Regions from separate parts of the Homo sapiens genome. Here region 1 is linked to region 2. Evidence: read pairs that join two places in POLR2A ChIA-PET (ENCODE). Cell type or tissue: B cell. All regions are shown on one strand.

Evidence for each region. Peaks named below come from ENCODE experiments on the same cell type or tissue, not always from the same donor. Only the 100,000 strongest peaks of a DNase experiment are listed, where the experiment ranks them.
Region 1: POLR2A ChIA-PET joins it to region 2 with 15 read pairs; 2 of 35 experiments call an interaction of 5 or more read pairs at or near these places.

What each region holds. Positions count from the first base shown.
Region 1 is chr12:96,457,514-96,460,013 of GRCh38, forward strand. No RefSeq gene overlaps it. Among named protein-coding and RNA genes, the nearest start is that of CFAP54, 31 kb to the right of the region's middle. In B cell, no CTCF peak of the experiment used is centred here; no DNase peak of the experiment used is centred here.
Region 2 is chr12:95,573,020-95,575,519 of GRCh38, forward strand. No RefSeq gene overlaps it. Among named protein-coding and RNA genes, the nearest start is that of USP44, 23 kb to the left of the region's middle. RefSeq lists an enhancer at 1,106-1,235. In B cell, a CTCF peak has its summit at 1,993 (motif pointing left); a DNase peak (open chromatin) is centred at 1,342; H3K4me3 peaks cover 1,171 bases; H3K27ac peaks cover 2,428 bases.

The DNA of each region.
Region 1 (2,500 bases), 880 kb after region 2:
TGTAACAAGAACTGACAGCAAATGTGTAAACAAACAAGAGAACTTTTTTTTATATATACAGAAAATATAGCTACTAGGAAAATAAAACAGGAAAAGGTGTTGTTTTAGCTAAGATGAGCAGGAGTGCAGGCTGGATGTTAGGTTGAATGTTACTCTGGTGCCCTTGAGGAGGAGGAACTAGAGACTTCAGTAGCAACAGGCAAATGGCTGGCCAGGTAATTGGGAATGGGGTGGAATGACGGCTTTTGCGGATTACAAGGAGGTACATCTGCAGAGGGAATTAAGGACAACCTGGGTGTCCTGGAAGCCCATTTGAGTTGGAAACGGTAATGGTGGATTTTCCAGCTCTGATACTTTCTTAGCTGGAGACAATTAAGGAGAGAAGATAGAGGGACAGGCATTAATTAACACGAATTATTGCTTTAATCTTGAACTTAGAGCTATGAGCAATGGGCTTTTTAGAATTTAATTTCTTTTTTTTTTTTTGAAACAGAGTCTTGCTCTGTTGCCAGGCTGGAGTACAGTGGCGTGATCTTGGCTCACTGCAACCTCCAACTCCCGAGTGCAAGTGATTCTCCTGCCTCAGCCTCCCAAGTAGCTGGGACTACAGTCGTGCACCACCATGCCCAGCTACTTTTTGTATTTTTGGTAGAGACGGGGTTTCACCATGTTGGCCAGGATGGTCTCAATCTCTTGCCCTCGTGATCTTCCCACCTTGGCCTCCCAAAGTGCTGGGATTACAGGCATGAGCCACCGCCCTGGCCTAGAATTTAATTTCTAACATTCTTCTAAATAGAGAGTATTTAGTGTCATTAGCTATTTCTTCCTTATAACAAGTGATAAAAACTAATCAGCTTATTTTTATTTTTCCTTTTTCTTTCTACATCTCCTTTTGGTCCTGGACAAGAAGGCTATTTTTATTTCTTTAGAATGTGAAATGTGAAATATTCATTTATCTATTAACAAATTGTGAAATATCTCTTATCTCCCTTTTTCTTCATTCCTGCCCCCCCGCTTTTTTTTTTTTTTTTTTTTTTTTTTTTTTTAAATGGAGTTTCACTCTTGTTGCCCAGGCTGGAGTGCAGTGGTGCAGTCTCGGCTCACTGCAACCTCAGCCTCCTGGGTTAAAGTGATTCTCCTGCCTCAGCCTCCCAAGTAGTTGGGATTACAGGTACCCACTACCACGCCTGGCTAATTTTTGTAGTTTTAGTAGAGACAGTGTTTCACCATGTTGCCCAGGCTGGTCTGGAACTCCTGACCTCAGGTGATCCGCCCAACTGAGCCTCCCAAAGTGCTGGGATTACAGGCGTGAGTCACCGTGCCCAGCCTCCCTTCATATCCCTTTTTTTTTTTTTTTTTTTTTTTGAGACAGAGTCTCGCTCTGTCACCCAGGCTGGAGTGCAGTTGCGCGATCTTGGCTCACTGCAACCTCCGCCTCCCGGGTTCAAGCCATTCTCCTACCTCAGCCTCCCGAGTAGCTGGGACTACAGGCACCCACCACCACGCCTGGCTCATTTTTTTTGTATTTTTAGTAGAGACGGGGTTTCACCGTGTTAGCCAGGATGGTCTCGATCTCCTGACCTTGTGATCTGCCTGCCTCAGCCTCCCAAAGTGCTGGGATTACAGGCGTGAGCCACTGCGCCCGGCCCATACCCCATTTTTTAAACCTTTCAAATATTGCAATTTTTAGAATGCATCTGCAACACAGAAAGCCTATGACTATCAAAAAACAATAAAACAGAGAAAAACAATAAAAATAGAAAGAAAAGCATTCAGTTTTCTTTTTGTTTCTTTTCCTTTTTTTTTTTTTTTTGGAGACAGAGTCTCACTCTATCGCCCAGGCTGGAGTGCACTGGCATGATCTTGGCTCACTGTAACCTCTGCCTCCTGGGTACAAGCGATTCTCGTGCCTTAGCCTCCTAAGCAGCTGGGACTACAGGTGTGTGTGCAACCATGCCCGGCTAATTTCTGGTATTTTTAAATTTTTTTGAGACAGAGTCTCCCTCTATTGCCCAGGATGGAGTGCAGTGACGCAGTCTCAGCTCACTGCAACCTCTGCCTCCTGGGTACAAGCGATTCTCCTGGCTCAGCCTCCTGAGTAGCTGGGACTACAGGCTCACACCACCATGCCTGGCTAGTTTTTTTGTATTTTTAGTAGAGACAGGGTTTTGCCATGTTGGCCAGGCTGGTCTCAAACTCCTGACCTCAGGTGATCCACCCGCCTGAGCCTCCCAAAGTGCTGGGATTACAGGCGTGAGCCACCGTGCCCAGCTCCCCTTCACACCCCATTTTTTAAACCTTTCAAATATTGCAATTTTTAGAATGCATCTGTAACACAGAAAGCCTATGACTATCAAAATCAGTAAAACAAAGACAAATAGAAAAGCATTCAATTTTCTTTTTGTTTCTTTTTTTTTTCTTTTCTTTTTTTTTTTTTTAGAGACAGAGTCTCACTCTGTCGCCCAGGCTGGAGTGCACTGGCATGATCTTGGCTCACTGC
Region 2 (2,500 bases):
GTTACTTGCTTGAAAAGAAGTATCAATTGGGCTCATTTTTCCCCAAGTCCTTACAAACAGTGGTGCCTGTTTGATGCTTTGATTTAAAAAGAAATTGATAGTACCTTTAAGACTGTATGGATGGCAAGCTACTCCAAGGCTGGACTACATCTCTAGTTTCCTGAAAATGATTCCTCTCTAGGATTTACAGTTTGCTGGCTTTTAAGACATAATAGAAAACACAATTCTCTCCTTAAGCCCTGCAAGTCCTTGGCCGGGCGCAGAAGCTCACACCTGTAATCCCAGCACTTTGGGAGGCCAGGGCGGGGGGATCATGAGGTCAGGAGTTCAAGACCAGCCTGGCCAACATGGTGAAACCTCGTCTCTACTAAAAATACAAAAATTAGCCTGGCATGGTGGTGTGCGCCTGTAATCCCAGCTACTCAGGAGGCTGAAGCAGGACAATCGCTTGAACCCGGAAGTTGCAGTGAGCCAAGATTGCTTCATTGCACTCAAGCCTGGGTGACAGAGTGAGACGAGACTCTGGCTCAAAAAAAAAAAAAAAAAAAAAAAAAAAAAAAAAAAAAAAAAAAAAGCCTTGCAAGTCCTGAGGGGGCCCAGTGCTAAGACAAACGGATATGGTCATTTTCCCAAAAGGTTAAGGAGAATAGTTAGGTACAAGAATACCACACACCATCCTCAAACGGACAGAATTTTTGCCAGATACTGTTAATAAGTCAGATTTAATTGATAGATGGGTAAGATCTGAAATAACAGTCAGTCAAAAACAAGGCCTTTATTCTTCAAATCATTCTAAACTCCAAACTTCCCCCAAATGGCTTGAGATCACATTAAAGCCCAAACCTTCCATTTCTAAAGGAACAGAAATACATCGCAGTTCCCCGAATTCTCTTTCCCTTCAGCGTTGCCTGTCTACTCAGTTTAGACTGTTCTGAACTATCAGGCTCCGGGGTGGTGGCAGGCTCTGCTCACCCCAAGCTTTCCATTTTGATCAGTTTAATTCCCTAGGAGCCGACGACTGCCATCGGAAGGAAGAGAAATTGTGAGCTCGCGCTGGGCTGCCGGGGAGGGGAGGGCTGGCCAGTGAGGACTCCTATCTCTGGGGCTGGTCACCCAGCCTCAAACAAATCTGCATCACCCTGGGGGGTCTCACCCCTTTTTCTATGTCAATGATCCCCATTTGTCCCAAGTGCTTGGGGTTTCAGGTCCTGGTGAGCCATTCTCATTTATCTTCCTTTTGTTTTCTGCCTTAACTACTGACAATTATCATTTATTCTGTTCCTTTTAGCTTGGTGGTGAGTGCTGAGGCTTTGCTAGCCTTTCAGTTCCGCCATTCAGCCTCTTTCTAAAAAAAAAAAAAAAAAAAAACTGGGGCTTACCCAGTCTCTGACTAACAAGATGTCTTAGAGTTGGAGGGGATTTCTCAGTCCAGATTTTTCCTTGAATTTTCTTCCGTGTCAGAAAAGATTTAAAGACAAAAAAGTGCTCTTCCAATGGTGGCCGTGAGTCAGATGGCCCTGAATCAGATTTCTCCCTCTTCTTTAAAACCTTATTGAGGATCTTTCTGTCCTCAGCAAAATGCACACAATTTTAGAGGTTCACAGACCTTCTCATCTTTTAGACCTTTTTGAGGTTCTTTCTGTCCTCAGAAAAATGCACACAATTTTAGAGACTCACAGACCTTCTGATATCCATGAATGTACTGTCTCCAAATTAGGATTCCTGCCTGCGCTAGCGTACTTCTGGAGTTCTGAGATCTGATCTAGTATGAAGACCTCAGTAGTGAATGTGGCTTTTGAGATGGAATAATCTGATTTCCTCTCAGTTTTCCATAATTTTCAGCCTCACATATCAGAAAATCTGGGAGCACTGTGTGCCATGGCATGGGAATATGTAATTACTCTCCAACTGGCTCTCATATTTTCCTAGAACATCAACACCAACACTCTGTTAATTCATAGCCTTTTTAGAGGAAGTGGAGCTCCAACATTCCCATTCATTGCATGTGGCAGTAAAGTGACCTCTAGTGGACTTTCCTGGTAGTTTATAGAAAATTCTGGAATAAGGAGCTGTCAATTGTGGGTAGAGGGACAGATTATTGAAATCAGATCTGCTGGGCACTGAAGTTTATTTGGCTGCAAAAGGTCAGCTTCAATGCCAAGTCTGGGGCAGATGAAGGGGCTACATTTGAATGAAGCAAGATTCATCATTGTTTCAAAGTGGCTTCAAGAGACTTTGAGTACCCTGGAACTAACATTTCTCTAAAGAAAGATCAAGGATTAGGTCATGAATAGACCAACCCATTGGATTGATTTTGGGGGACAAAAAACCATCTCTTTGAAATAGTAAGCAGTAAGAATAATTTGAAGTCATGATGTACATTTTAGGTAAAAGCAATGGAGTGAATATTCCACATTTTATGTTCTGAGTGGTGGGACTTTAGGTGGGAGGAAGAGAAGGAAACTAATATTATTAAAGTTCCAGCTGAGGGCTAAACATT